5 separate regions of the Homo sapiens genome follow, and all the other regions are linked to region 2. The links are chromatin contacts, found by Hi-C or POLR2A ChIA-PET in ENCODE. All regions are on one chromosome and are shown on one strand. The core of a region is the stretch at or near the end of the contact, and the rest is flanking DNA. Distances in the headings are between cores, read along the strand shown.

Region 1 (2,739 bases), core at 49-2,548, 1.0 Mb after region 2:
GTCTCACTCTGTCACCCAGGCTGGAATGCAGTGGTGCAATCTCAGCTCACTGCAACCTCTGCCTCCCAGGTTCAAGCAGTTCTCCTGCCTCAGCCTTCCTGGTAGCTGGGATTACAAGCGTGCACCACCATGCCCAGCTAATTTTTGTATTTTTAGTAGAGACGGGTTTCACCATGTTGGCCAGGCTGGTCTCGAACTCCTGACCTCAGGCGATCCACCCACCTTGGCCTCCCAAAGTGCTGAGATTACAGGTGTGATCCACCGTGCCCGTCCAATTTAGTAGTGTTTTATGAAGTCACCATCTCTTTCATACCTATTAGTTAAGGTATGCTTATGCTTAGGGTGTTAATGAAAGCTAAGGATGCTTATTTAAATGCAGATTCTTTCTTTTGGTTTTTTTTGAGATGGAGTCTGCTCTGTTGCCCCAGGTGGCATACAGTGGGGCGATCTCAGTTGCAATCTCTGCCTCCTGGGTTCAAGCAATTCTGCTGCCTCAGCTTCCCAAGTAGCTGTAATTACAGGCGCGCACCACCAAACGCAGCTAATTTTTGTATTTTTAGTAGAGACCGTTTCACCACGTTGGCCAGGCTGGCCTTGAATTCGTGACCTCAAATGATCTGCCCACCTTGGCCTCCCACAGTTCTGGGATTATATGCATGAGCCACTACATCCAGCCTATTTTTATTTTTATTTTTATTTTATTTATTCTATTTTTTTTTTTTTGAGGTGGAGTCTCTGTTGCTGGGCTGGAGTGCAGCGGCATGATCTTGGCTCACTGCAATCTCCACCTTCTGGGTTCAAGCGATTCTCCTGTCTCAGTCTCTAGAGTACCTGGGACTACAGGCGTGCATCACCACGCCCAGCTAATTTTTGTATTTTTAGTAGAGACAGTGTTTCACCATGTTGGCCAGGATAGTCTTTATCTCTTGACCTGGTGATGTGCCACCTCGGCCTGCCAAAGTGCTGGGATTTACAGGCATGAGCCACTGTGCCCAGCCTCTGTTTTTATTTTTTAGAGACAGGGTCTCGAACTCCTGAGCTCGAGTGATTCTCCTGCCTCAGCTCTCAAAGTGCTAGGGGTATGAGCCACTTACTCCTGGCCCTAAAATGCAGATTCTTGAGTCTCATCACCAAAGATTGAAACGTGGGTAATGTTGGAGAGCCACATGGTAATATGGCATCAAAAATAAGTTTTTATTAATGTATTTATTCAGTTACTATTTCTTGTGCTGTTTGTGGCGCTTTGCATTCACACGCCGTTGTGTTTCCCTATGCTTGCGGTAGATGCCAAGGCTTTTCTGGGCCCCTTTCTTTGCTCGCCACCTAGTGGTAACAAGTAGGAATCATCAGAAGTTTTACCAATGAAGGAGCTTCATACGAGGAAGGATAGAAAACATCCAAAGTCTGTTGGTGGCCAACCATATACTCCGTATATTTTTGCTGTATGAACAAATTCCCCTTCCTTTTGTATTTTTGGAAATACTATTTATTTGTGAGACAATACATTTTAGAACCTGTAAATTCTTAATCTTTCTCTTAAACTGACAGCTCATTTTTTTTTGCTGGAAAATAGTTAGGTGTGCCTAATTACCTTATTTAATGAGAGGTGCTTTCAGACCACACTAAATTATATTAGATAGTATATGAAGTCTTTCTCACTCCACCTAACTACCTTCTGGAGTCTTTGTATTGGCTCTTAGTTTGGTTTCCTTTACATGTTTTTGGCTTTTTACTCATATTAGTTTTGATGATTATGAAATTATTTTTGTTAAAATGTTTTTTTCGCAGTAGCTTGACAGAAAAAAACTACTTTGAAAGGAATATGTTAAGAAAACTTCAAATTTGTAAGGTCTGACTTTTCCTTTTCCCATACAGAAATGGTGGAGTCAATGAAGAAAGTAGCAGGGATGGATGTGGAGCTGACAGTTGAAGAAAGAAACCTCCTATCTGTTGCATATAAGAATGTGATTGGAGCTAGAAGAGCCTCCTGGAGAATAATCAGCAGCATTGAACAGAAAGAAGAAAACAAGGGAGGAGAAGACAAGCTAAAAATGATTCGGGAATATCGGCAAATGGTGAGATTGTTGTGCCATCATCCCCCCTTATCCACAGTTTGAGTTACCTGTAGGACGGTACACTTAAGATTTTGAGAGAAAAGGAGACTACATTCATATAACTTGTATTACAGTATGTTATAATGTTTCTGATATTGATCTTTGTGCCTGGTTTATAAGTTAAACTTACCCGTGGCTATGCATGAGGACAAAACATAGTCTGTATCAGGTTTGGTATTTTCCATGGTTTCATCACATCCACTGGCAGGTCTCAATGGATCCCTCTTGGATAAGGGGGAACTATTGTATTTTCAAGCAAAATGATGACTGTTTTTTAAAAAAATATGGTGGGTTGGCCAGGCGCGGTGGCTCAGGCCTGTAATCCCAGCACTTTGGGAGGCTGAGGTGGGCGGATCACGAGGTCAGGAGATCGAGACCATCCTGGCTAACATGGTGAAACCCCGTCTCTACTAAAAATACAAAACATTAGCTGGGCGTGGTGGCGGGAGCCTGTGGTCCCAGCTACTCGGGAGGCTGAGGCAGGAGAATGGTGTGAATCCGGGAGGCGGAGCTTGCGGTGAGCCGAGATCGCACTGCTGCACTCCAGCCTGGGTGACAGAGCGCGAGACTCCATCTAAAAAAAAAAAAAAGCACCCAAAAACCAATATATTGGGTTAATTTGTCT
Region 2 (2,700 bases), core at 123-2,622:
TCCCTGGGGTCAGGGAAGAGTGCCCCCGCTTCGGGAGAGAGGAGCAGGTGGAATACGGAACGACCTTAGGCGAGTCCTTGGCCGTCACGGCCTCAGTTTCCTTATGTGTGAAGTGAGAGGATTTAAGGGCAGCCGGCCTCAAAGAGCTAACTCTCCGATTGCACCCGAGCTCCCCTAAACACTCGAGCCCGGAAGACGCGGGCGGGCGGGCGGGCGACGGGGGGTCCCTCCCTCTGGGGAGCGCGGTTCCAGCCGGCCGCAGCGGACCCCGCCCCCGCGCCCCGCCCACCGCCGGTCGCCAGGCGCGGGGAGGGCCGGGCTTCCGCCCTCCACGTTGTTGTTCCCGATTTGGGCCACGCCCCCCGGTCTGGGCTGCGGGCGCTTCGTGTTCCCCGCCCTGGCCCCGGCCCCAGAGGAAAGGGTGGCCCATGGGGTGGCACAGTCCGTATCTCCACCCACATCGAATACGCGTGGACAAAGACTGGAGTTCAGGGGAAGGAAAGATAAAGGCCTGGTTTTAAATGGAAGGTGGTGAAAAGGAATGGAGAGGCCAGGGCACGACTGCGGGATTCCCCTTACGGCATCCCACCCTGGGTTCGCCCAGTGGCCCCATCCGCACCCGCGAATGTGACCTGCAGACACTGGCCCTTTAAACCGAAGGCTGGCGGCGCGGGGTGTCCATGTGGAGCTGCTCCATGCCGTGTTGTCCTGCCCGCCCATTGGCTCGCGGCCCGGTGACGTCCCCTAATAGGATGCGAACGCACTGCGGGGGGAGGAACGGAGACAAAACGCGGAGCCGGACTGCCGCTCCGCTCCCTCCGCTGGTTCTCTTGACAGTCTCCAGTCGCCGGCAGCTCCGCCCAGGGGCGGATCCCGGGGGAATTGCGACAGCCCGGCGATTGCGGGATTTAGGTCGCGAGTGGGTGGAGCGTGGAGACCCAGGGTCAGGCCAGTCTCTGCCATTCCCAAGGTTTCCCTGACCCGGAATATCCTGGTTGGAACTCTGTTAAATCTTGAATTGTTCACCCTACCCTCCCTCCAGCAGGACAGATTTCGTCGTGAACGACCCAAACGCACCGCCCCGGCCCAACTTGTGGCTTGCAGCCGGGGCGGGGCCAGCAGGAAAGCGGAACCGCGGCGCGCACACCCCGCTCGGACCTCTCCCTCCCTGCCCGGGCCACGTGTGCGCGCGCCGGATCCGGGGGGCGGGGCCAGCAGCGCAGGACCCGCCCCTCCCTTCGCGAGACGCCGCGGCCCTGCGGGCGGGGGCTCCGGTCCGGGCTTTGGCTGTGGCCCCGGTGTAGTAGCGGGGGCGGCGGCCGGGGGCAGCGCGGCTCCTTCCCTTGTTGTGTGTGTCGGTGCCTCCTCGCCATCTTGTTGCAAAGCCCTTTCTTGTCGGCGGGACTCCCGGGGGCCGCGGGGCGGGAGGCATCGGAAGGGAGGTAGAGAGGGAGGGGAAGAAGGGAGGCAGTGCCGCCTTTTTTTTTTTTTTGCATCCCATTTTTTTAAATTTGCAATTTTATATTTTGCAAATATTTTGAGAGACATTGATTTTTCTCCCCGTGCTCCCCCGTTCTTCCCTGCGGAGTGCGCTGCGCCGCCCAGCCCTGTCGCCCCCCGGAGGTGATCCCTCCCTCCTGCCTGCCCGCCAGCCTGACCTGTGCCCGGCTCGCGGGCCGCAGCCTCGGCCCCGGCGCGCCCCCGGCAGCTCTCGGCGCGATGAGCATAGAGACGCTACTGGAGGCGGCCCGCTTCCTGGAATGGCAAGCGCAGCAACAACAGAGAGCACGTGGTGAGCGGCCGGGCTGGGCCCCTGGGGCACTGGGGAAGGGGAAGCGAGTGACCCCGGTCCCCGAACCCACGCGAAACCGCGGACAGGGCCCCCTCCCGGGCGGCCTGCGGAGCCTGGCAGCGCACGGCTCCCCGCGAGAGCCGCCGCCTGGGGAGGGGTGATGTGGGCAGTGAAATTAATTAATGAATTCATTAACATGCTGCGAGGGACCTGGCTCCTGCGGGCGCCACCCCGGCTGCGTGGCACCCCTGTGCCCCTTCTGTGGTGGGCTGCTTTTGCGTGGGCCAGCGGAGCCCTCGGTGGCACTGAGGATGTGTGAGCCGGGGGGTGGGGTGAGGAATGGTGTTGCGTGGGGGTGGCAGGCTCGCGTGTGCGTGCGTGTGTGCACGGGGGATGTGTGATGTGAGCCTCGGGAAGAGCAGATGAACGGACGTGTACACGGGCGTGTGTATAGCACACGAGTGGGCGTGTGTGTAACGGAGTGGGGGTGGGGACTACTCTACGCGGAGCAGCTCTTCGGCTTCCCTGGCCCCGTGGGGAGGGTGCGGGGGGCGCTCCCGGCAGATCTACGCGCCGCTTGGGGCGGAGGCGGCCTTTGCAGAATGAAATGACATCGCGTGTCTTATGATCCTGGCCAGCCCCGCCTGACCCCGCCTCCCAGAGCTGGGCTGGGCTGCGCGTCCGGGGTTTGGGTGAAAGCCGGGCTAATTGGGCGTTTGCGAAATGGCCCGCGGGTCGCTGGGGGTCAGCCCCCGGGCCCCCCTCGCTGCGCCCCGCTTTAGCCAGTGTGGAATGTGGCGTGTCTGCGCGTTCCAAACCCGCTCTCGCCTGGAATGTTGCGTGTGCCTGCGTTCCGAGCCCGTTGGTTACACCGGGTGGTGACGTGGACGGGCTCCGCCCCCGACCAC
Region 3 (2,700 bases), core at 119-2,618, 1.0 Mb after region 2:
GAGGGAAAAAGGTTAAACAGGAGAAGACAAAGATCAGTGTGAGGGGAAAGTTGAGGCGTGAAAACTGGAGCTCCCCTGTCCCTGACAACTGTAACAGGGCCCAGTTCGTTTTTTTTCTTTTTCTTTGTTTTGAGACAGAGTTGTGCTCTTGTTGCCCAGGCTGGAGTGCAATGGTGTGCTCTCGGTTCACTGCACCCTCCCACTCCCGGGTTCAAGCGATTCTCCTGCCTCAGCCTCTGGAGTAGCTGGGATTACAGGCATGCACCACCACGCCCAGCTAATTTTTGTATATATATATAATTTTTCTTTTGAAACACAGTCTCACACTGTCGCCTGGGCTGGAGTGCAATGGGAGGATCTCGGCTCACTGTAACCTCCGCCTCCCGGGTTCAAGAGATTCTCCTGCCTCAGCCTCCTGAGTAGCTGGGATGACAGGCATGCACCACCATGCCAAGCTAATTTTTTGTATTTTTAGTAGAGACGGGGTTTCACTATATTGGCCAGGCTGGTCTCGAACTCCTGACCTTGTGATCCTCCCGCCTTGGCCTCCCAAAGTGCTGGGATGACAGGCATGAGCCGCCGCGCCCGGCCAGGGCCCGGTTCGTTACCCTGAGTCTAAAAGTGTCTGAAAAAGGCCCATGACCAGGCTTGGCCGAGAAAACTAGGACGTGGGCTGGGCGCGGTGGCTCACCCCTGGAATCCCAGCGCTTTGGGAGGCCGAGGGGGGGCGGATCATCTGAGGTCGGGAGTTCGAGACCAGCCTGGCCAACATGGTGAAACCCCATCTCTATTAAAAATACAAAAGCTGGGGGTGGTGGCGGGGGCCTGAAATCCCAGCTACTCGAGAGGCTGAGGCAGCAGAATCACTTGAACCCGGGAAGGCGGACGTTGTGGTAACCCGAGATCGCACCACTGCACTCCAGCCTGGGGAACAAGAGGGAAACTCCGTCTCAAAAAGAAAAAAGAAAAAAGAAAAAAGAAAAGAAAACCAGGGCGCGGTAGTGACAGCCTCAGATTTCGGGAAAGAAGACCTGCCATGACAGAAACCGTTACAGCCTCCGTCGTTCTTTTCCGCAGGTCGGGCCTCGGGCCCCGGTCTGACCCAGGTCTCTCGCTGGCTTTTTTCAGGAGCAGTCCCGGCCGGCCCCGCCTCAGCCCTTCTCGTTCCCCGGGGGCCGCTCCCTTTCGGCAGTCGCAGTTCCCGCCTCTGGGCTCCGGCGCCCGCTGAGCCGACAGAGGAGAGGCGTCTCGTGCGCTCGTTCCAGCCGCTTCGGGCGCCGAGTTCCAGGACCCGCCCCCCGCGCCAGTTGCCAGGGAGCGGTTGCCATAGAGCTGAGCAGTTGTCCGCGTGCGCAGGCGGAAGTCCCGGATTGAGGCGCCGCCATTTTTGCTGCCCGGACGCGGAGCGAGAGGCTGAGAGAGTCGGAGACACTATCCGCTTCCATCCGTCGCGCAGACCCTGCCGGAGCCGCTGCCGCTATGGATGATCGAGAGGATCTGGTGTACCAGGCGAAGCTGGCCGAGCAGGCTGAGCGATACGACGGTGAGTTGGGGGGGCAACGGGGGGCTGGAATTCTCGGACCCTCTGCCGCCGCCCACAGAGGCCGGGAACAGGAGACAAAATGGCGGCATCGTCTGCGAGCCTGGCCCGGGGGCTTGGGTTCGGGAAGCAGGAAATGGCCTGGGAGCTCCCGGGGCGATGGGAGGCTCTATGCCCTGGAATGTGACCCCTTCGCCGTCCTTAACTGCAAACAACTCGCGGGCCGGGAGGCCGGGGCGACGGGGTGGAGGAGTTGGTTGTAAAATGGCGGCTGGGGGGAGGGCGAGTCCCGGGGCGGGGGAGGGGGAGGAGATGGCGGGTGCTGTCTCCGAACGAGCCACCCTCATGGGAGCTTCTGGGACGGCCTTGGGATGTGGAGAACAATTGGGTGGGGTGACGGGGGAAGCAGCACCCGCCACATGGGAGAGAGCGAAGACCGGGAGCTGTAGCGCGGGCGCCTTTCAGGGAAATATGGCGGGTGGGGGCGGTGGCTTTTCCCCGGAGGCCCCGTGTGGGGCGGCGGCCGTGGAGTCTCACAAAGGAGGACCTTTGAGAGCGATGGGCTTCCTCAGGCCTGAGGTGGGGGACAGTCGTGGATGATGGTGGGGGGAGAGGGGTGAGTGGGAATCACTGCAGTTCGTCTTCGGGCGGTGGCAGGCTCCCATGCTGCGATCGGGTTTCTTTCCCGTAGGCCGGCACCTCGTAGTGAGGGGTTTCGGGGCTTTTCCTCCTCGTCGTCTTCTGGGGAGGCCCAGAAAATCCTCACTCCCTCCCTTTCCTCAGACTTAAAACAGGAGATCTCGAAGTTCCTGTAACCTTTCTCTGGCTCCATCACCCGTGGGTTCTGATGGATAGAACCAGGAGGCCACGACTCTGAGAGTTCGAGCCTTTGTAGAGCCCGAGCCTCCGTCCCCCCGTTTGTAAAAACGATGACTTTACAGTTTGTGCGCACCGTGATGACAAATGGGAAGACCTGTTGAAATAAAGTTATTTCCAATAGTGTTCAGTAACTGTATTTTGGTTGACTCTGCAGGCTCGGAATGCTGGTCTGTACTTCGTGGGGGATCTTAACCTATTCCAGGCGCTCGGCTGAGGCTGGGTTTTTTGAGTTATGAAGGTTGAAGATCCTGTTGCTTTCTTTTTTTCCGTTTTAAATAAAT
Region 4 (2,700 bases), core at 201-2,700, 1.2 Mb before region 2:
CACCTCTGGGTGGGAGACAGGGGCCTTTTTCACCAGCTCCCACCTGCCCTCTGAGAAAAGTTATGAACACGAGCAAAATGGAAGCACTGACATTTGGCAGCAGCTTCCTCCCCAGGCGTCTGAGCCGCCAGAGGCAAACAGGGAGGGCGCGGGGCTGGGTCGGGAGAGGGTGAGTAAGCTAGTGGCCGGAGGCCGTGCTCAACCCCAGATCGGGCTTTTCCGGTCGAGTTTCAGGCACAGTCATGAGATTTCAGATTGTGAGTGGGAACTTCAGGACCCCCTGACTTCAACGGCAGAAGCGGTCTCCTGCTTCACCCACACCCTCAAGTCTGGTCTGCCCCTTACCGGCCATAGGTCCTGCTCTCCCGTGGCCTAGAAGCCTCACCTGCCTCCTGCCTCCTCCCCAGGCCAGGCAGGTTGTGATGATGAGGGATTGAGAGGCTCACAGCTGGGGATTTCCCTGCCCATCAGGCGCCAGCTGCGGCCGCGTCAGCAGAGACTTCCTGCTCTGTCCCAGCTGTGTCTTGTCCACATCTCGCCCCGGGGAGCAGGTGTGCAGTTCCTGAGTGACGCGAGACACACACGGCCATCCTGACTCACTCCACCCACTTCACAGCTGCAGCCTGGGCCAGGAGAGAGGGCACCGATTCCTTCTATGACGCCCTGGCCTTGGAGAAGGGCAACCTGGGCAGTTGCTGGGAGAATACATTGAGATGACAAAAGCAATCATAGCTAAGAGCTGACATTGTTTATTGAGTTCTTGCCGTGCCCTGGGCCTTGTTCTGGCCCTTTCTACTTGTACTTGTTGAAGCCCCACGATAACCTTGCAAAGTGGGTTTATGAAGCACGTTTCACAGATGAGGAGACTGAGGCTCGGAGAAATGACCTGCTAAGGTCATTCAGCCAGGAAGGGGTGAGGCTGACACTAAGGGCCATGATGCGTGACTGCTGGTGGACAGCATTAAATGGGGACTTCCGTCCCCGAGAGACCTGATCCCAGGAACCGACTTTTGAGAACAAGTGCCGAGTCTTGGGGCTGGCCACCCTGAGGTCAACCAGGCTAGGCCTGGGCTGCGGTCTTCCCTCCCAGGGGACAGAGCAGAGCGCTTGACTCTTCACTAGGCCCTCCCACCTCTGTGATCTCTTTGGCTCTTCACGGCTCCCTTGGAAAGTAGATGTTATCATTCCCATTTCCTAGTTGGAAAAATAGGCCTGAGATGGGCAGTCCCTGCCCAGCATGGAATGCCAGAGAGGGAGGAGTTGGACCCACAACTTCGATCTTGGCACCTGCGGCCTCCCCTGCCTTTTCTCCGGTGGGGATGAGGCTGCTGTGTGGGTGTGGGGGTGACTCACACGGGCCACGTGGGTGGGCGGGTGCTGCAGCTGTGGCTGGTGGGCGTGGCCTGCCTGGCGCCGAGGGCAGGTGGCTCAGCCAGTTCTGCCTCTGACGCCTCATTCCAGCCATCCCTCTGCCTGCAATGAGAGCTTCCCGCCGCCTCAGCCACAGTCCCACCCGGGGGCCTTGGGCCCCAGACATGCGGTGATCTCAGGGCAAGGGTTGCCACGACCACCCAGAACCTCACCAGGTGAGTCTTCTGTGCACAAGGCAGCTGGTGATCTCCAAGGCCCCTGGGGAGCCCAGAGCGTGGCCCTCAGAGGTCCTCTGGGCCATGTCTGCCCTTGGCCAATAGGCCTTGGGAGGAGGGTTGGAAGGAGCTTGGGCCCCAGCCAGGGGCCCACTCTTGGCTGTAGGGAGGCACTCTTGGCTGCACTCTTGGCTGTAGGGATGTGTGAGAATATAGGTCCTTACAGACTCAGGAACATTCCCCTGAGGTTTGGGAATCCTGGGGAGGGACATCTCAATCTCACCACTGCTGGGGGCAGAGGAGAGGCTCCTGCCTCCCGAGGCTGACCCAGGGAGGTGGCTTTCTGGGGCAGGATTGTGATGGGAGTTCAGGATGGGAGGAGGTGGCCCCACCGTGGGAGACAGACGGGGCCCAGGCATCTCACAGGTGCTGAGTCAGCAGCTGTGGCTCCGCGGCCTGGTCTGTCGCCCGGGAAAGGCCATTTCAATCAGTGTCAGGGATTGGGAGAGAGAGGGAGGGCCAGGGCAACAAGAGAGTCCAGCAGGTGAGAACGTGGGGTTTACGGGGTGACTCAGGGAGCTAATGATAGCTGCTGCGGCCCTAGTCCAGAGTTCCCTGAGCCTCTCCTGCCCCAGAGGCCCAGGGCAGGCCACATTCTCGGGCCCAGAGAAGAGAGAGAGCAACCAGCTCTCAGGGCCACAGAGTCCTTGGGGACCATTCAGCCCACTTCTCAGAAAGGAAACCAGAGGCCCTGGGAGGGGCAAGAGACGTGCCCTTCTTCTGTCTCCTTCACGCTCGGTGCATCCCAGCCTTTTAGTCCACCAAAGGCCACGTGGGGATGGGGAAAGCCATAGAGGCTGCCCATCCTCATCAGGCCGTGACTGGACACGGGAGGGCCGGGTGCCCAGGAGTCCCTCTCTGTGGGCTACTCCACCTGCCTGGCCTCAAGGTTGCCTACGCTCCAGGGCCAAAGCTCTCCCTCGCCGATGCCTCCTCCATCCTGAGCCTGCTCCCTTTGAGTTGGAGGGCGGGGGACTCTCTCCAGCCTGATGACACCTGGCTCCGGAAACTTCCTCCAGGAAGCTTTCCTATTGGGGTAGGATCACCAGTGGCC
Region 5 (2,747 bases), core at 24-2,523, 1.2 Mb after region 2:
TGATTTCACTGTTGTGCAAGCATCATAGTATATTTTACACAAACCTAAATACAAAAATCACCTGGCTGTATATTTCACACAAACCTAAATACTAACATACAGCCCAGGTACATAGTAGGCTCAATGGTATAGCCCACTATGTGATATAGATATGATATATGATATAGACAGCTTACTGCTCCTAGGTACGAACCTGTATAGCAGGTCACTATACTGAATACTATAGGCCGTTGTAACACAATGGAAAATGTTTGTGTATCTGAACACGTCTAAGCGTACAAAAGGTACAGGAAAAAATACAGGATTATAATCTTCTGGACCACCTTTGTATATATAGTCCTTTCAGGTCATATGGCTCAGGACTGTAGTTTGAACCCATGTTTCTCATTTTTTTTGTTTGTTTGTTTTTTGAGACAGAGTCTCGCTGTGTCGCCCATGCTGGAGCGCAGTGGCGCAATCTCGGCTCACTGCAACCTCTGCCTCCCGGGTTCAAGCGATTCTCCTGCCTCAGCCTCCCGAGTAGCTGGGATTACAGGCGCGCACCACCACGCCCGGATAATGTTTTGTATTTTAGTAGAGACGGGGTTTCACCATGCCGTCCAGGCTGGTCTCGAACTCCCAACCTCAGGTGATCCGCCCGCCTCGTCCTCCCAAAGTGCTGGGATGACAGGCCTGAGCCACCGCGCCCGGCCCACATTAAGTCTTTAAATGCCCCGCTGGGGACTAAGATGCCCCTGGTGGAATCCAGGAGCCCTGGTGGTGGCTTCTGCGGGGCCCAGGCCGAGATGAGGGAGAGGCCGGGAGGAGTGGACTGGGCTGGCCCGTGGGCCGGGGGTCGGTGGTTTCTCGTGCCCTCCCCTCGGCTCCAGGGATTTCCCCCGTGAAGCCGGCACCGAGGTCCGGACAGGAAAGCACTTTGAGCCATGGATTTATGTAAAATCCAGATGAGGAGCTGGAGCTGGTTTCTCCTCCCGCGTCAGGCGGCGCCACCGGAACGTCCTGGCGGGACACACACTCACGCCACACCCCCTGGCGGGTCTCTCGCCACGCGGAGAGAGCGCCCGAGCCCCCTTCGCCCCGCGAGGTTCCCAGGGTGTAGGCAGGCCCGGGGGGCGCCATCCGCCTTCCTGCGCGAGTCACGGACACGACCCGGGCCCTGAAGGCGTCTGCATCACCGCTCCCGCCGAAACCTCAGAAACCGAGGCCGAACACTCGCCGGGCTCCTCGCAGCGGCGGCGGGCGGTGACTCAGGGGTTCCCGACTGGATTAACCGCGCCTGGAGGACTAGGCAGCCCGGGCGACTTACCGCAGCCTCATCACGTGACCAGGACCTGCGGCCCCCGCCCCCGCAGACTCCGTCCCCGCGGGCCCCGCCCCCGCAGACTCCGTCCCCGCGGGCCCCGCCCCCGCAGACTCCGTCCCCGCGGGCCCCGCCCCCGCAGACTCCGCCCCCCGCGGGCCCCGCCCCCTCAAGGCCCCGCCCCCACGGGGGACCGCCCCGCAGGCTCCTCCCCGCGGACCCCGCCCCCCATGGACTCCGCCCCCACGAGCCGGGCCACGCCCCCTGAGGACTGCGCGGGAGCCTGGCTGGATCCGAAGCCCCTTCCAAGGAGTCTCCCCAGGATCCTCTGCTCACACCGGCAAGTGAAAGACCTTTTAAAAGGAATGGGGCTGGGCGCGATGGCTCACGCCTGTCATCCCAGCACTCTGGGAGGCCGAGGCGGGCGGATCACCTGAGGTCGGGAGTTCGAGACCAGCCTGGCCAACATGATGAAACCTCGTCGCTACTAAAAATACAAAATTAGCCAGGCGTGGTGGTGCATGCCTTTAATCCCACCTACTTGGGAGGCTGAGGCAGGAGAATTGCTTGAACTCGGGAGGCGGAGGTTGTAGTGAACCGAGATCACACCACTGTACTGTAGCCTGGGGGACAGAGCAAGACTCCATCTTAAAAAAAAAAAAAAAGTAATGGCAAAAACAGCAATTACTTTTGCACCAACCTAAATAGTAGGGTTCGAGGAGAGCTGAGCTGACCACTTTCTCCCAAGCAGTAGAAGCTTCCTTGTTGAAACAAGAGGGCCATTTGTCTCCAAGGTCTCTGTTTCTAGCCGCAGTGTTTCCTAACCCTAAACCTAGGCCTATTTCATCAAGGGTCAGCGGATTAGGAGTAGATGGCTATGGATCACCTTCCCTTTCCTAACAGGGTCTTCATTTCATGCAACATTTGCTGCCAGCTCATATGTGAAGATGTGAAAAGGGGGCAGCTGGGGCCTTTCAGAAGAGGGTCAGGAATCTGAGCCTCTTTGTCCATAGGGGAAATACTCTGAATGCAACTTCATCATGAGTGGGCACGTGTGTGTTTGGGGACTGTTCGCTGAAGAGTATAGGAAAGAGACAGCCGGGATCCCCTTTGAATTTGCAATTTAGAATGAGTGATCTAAGATGAGTAATAAGAGGTTGGAGATTCTCTTTTGAATGTGCGCTCTGGGGCTCTGGTATGGCTGCATCTGTTATAAAGAGGTTCTTGGGCCAGGTGCGGTGTCTCACACCTGTAATCCCAGCACTTTGGGAGGCCGAAGGGGGTGGATCACCTGAGGTCGGGAGTTGGAGACCAGCCTAGCCAACATGGGGAAACCCCATCTATGCTAAAAATACAAAAATTAGCTGGGCATGGTGGTGCCCCAACCTGGGCAACAGAGCGGCTACAGAGCCAGACTCTGTTTCGAAAAATAAATAAATAAAAGGAG

The links. Hi-C counts contacts between places; a loop is a spot of excess contacts on that map. ChIA-PET counts read pairs that join two places held with the same protein, here RNA polymerase II (POLR2A). Pooled maps may share reads with other maps.
Region 1: a pooled map shows a loop between it and region 2 (3-fold over the local background). The contact joins the enhancer-like site here to the promoter of MNT in region 2. A Hi-C loop is called at or near these places in 1 of 37 single-sample maps with no recorded cell type and 2 of 50 pooled maps. POLR2A ChIA-PET finds 5 or more read pairs at or near these places in 2 of 52 experiments (BJ and activated CD4-positive, alpha-beta T cell).
Region 3: a pooled map shows a loop between it and region 2 (19-fold over the local background). The contact joins the promoter of YWHAE here to the promoter of MNT in region 2. A Hi-C loop is called at or near these places in 10 of 50 pooled maps. POLR2A ChIA-PET finds 5 or more read pairs at or near these places in 2 of 52 experiments (WTC11 and activated CD4-positive, alpha-beta T cell).
Region 4: a pooled map shows a loop between it and region 2 (7-fold over the local background). The contact joins the promoter of TRPV3 here to the promoter of MNT in region 2. A Hi-C loop is called at or near these places in 3 of 37 single-sample maps with no recorded cell type and 3 of 50 pooled maps. POLR2A ChIA-PET finds 5 or more read pairs at or near these places in 2 of 52 experiments (GM12878 and activated CD4-positive, alpha-beta T cell).
Region 5: a loop to region 2 is called in a pooled map, with 7 times the contacts of the local background. The contact joins the enhancer-like site here to the promoter of MNT in region 2. A Hi-C loop is called at or near these places in 2 of 37 single-sample maps with no recorded cell type and 5 of 50 pooled maps.

The regions. Positions count from the first base shown.
Region 1 is chr17:1,364,195-1,366,933 of GRCh38, reverse strand. YWHAE (tyrosine 3-monooxygenase/tryptophan 5-monooxygenase activation protein epsilon) reads left to right here. Exons shown (of 6, transcript NM_006761.5): 2 at 1,876-2,075. Among named protein-coding and RNA genes, the nearest start is that of YWHAE, 35 kb to the left of the region's middle. Within about 2 kb of position 1,298, at least 10 of the 41 ENCODE cell types and tissues checked have a DNase peak (open chromatin) inside an H3K27ac peak, as active enhancers do.
Region 2 is chr17:2,399,732-2,402,431 of GRCh38, reverse strand. MNT (MAX network transcriptional repressor) reads left to right here and starts at 1,372. Exons shown (of 6, transcript NM_020310.3): 1 at 1,372-1,792. The coding sequence starts at 1,720. RefSeq lists enhancers at 1-405, 777-826, 2,117-2,687, 2,688-2,700 and silencers at 127-446, 1,097-1,406, 1,597-1,676, 1,827-1,886, 2,407-2,700.
Region 3 is chr17:1,398,890-1,401,589 of GRCh38, reverse strand. It overlaps YWHAE (tyrosine 3-monooxygenase/tryptophan 5-monooxygenase activation protein epsilon), which reads left to right and starts at 1,368. Exons shown (of 6, transcript NM_006761.5): 1 at 1,368-1,543. The coding sequence starts at 1,480. RefSeq lists enhancers at 870-1,507, 1,508-2,145, 2,146-2,700.
Region 4 is chr17:3,556,562-3,559,261 of GRCh38, reverse strand. It overlaps TRPV3 (transient receptor potential cation channel subfamily V member 3), which reads left to right and starts at 1,450. Exons shown (of 18, transcript NM_145068.4): 1 at 1,450-1,586. RefSeq lists enhancers at 1-433, 342-571, 602-651, 732-791, 434-1,250 and 2 more and a silencer at 2,432-2,491.
Region 5 is chr17:1,202,108-1,204,854 of GRCh38, reverse strand. It overlaps a transcript of ABR not described here. Among named protein-coding and RNA genes, the nearest start is that of ABR-AS1, 22 kb to the right of the region's middle. Within about 2 kb of position 1,273, at least 24 of the 41 ENCODE cell types and tissues checked have a DNase peak (open chromatin) inside an H3K27ac peak, as active enhancers do.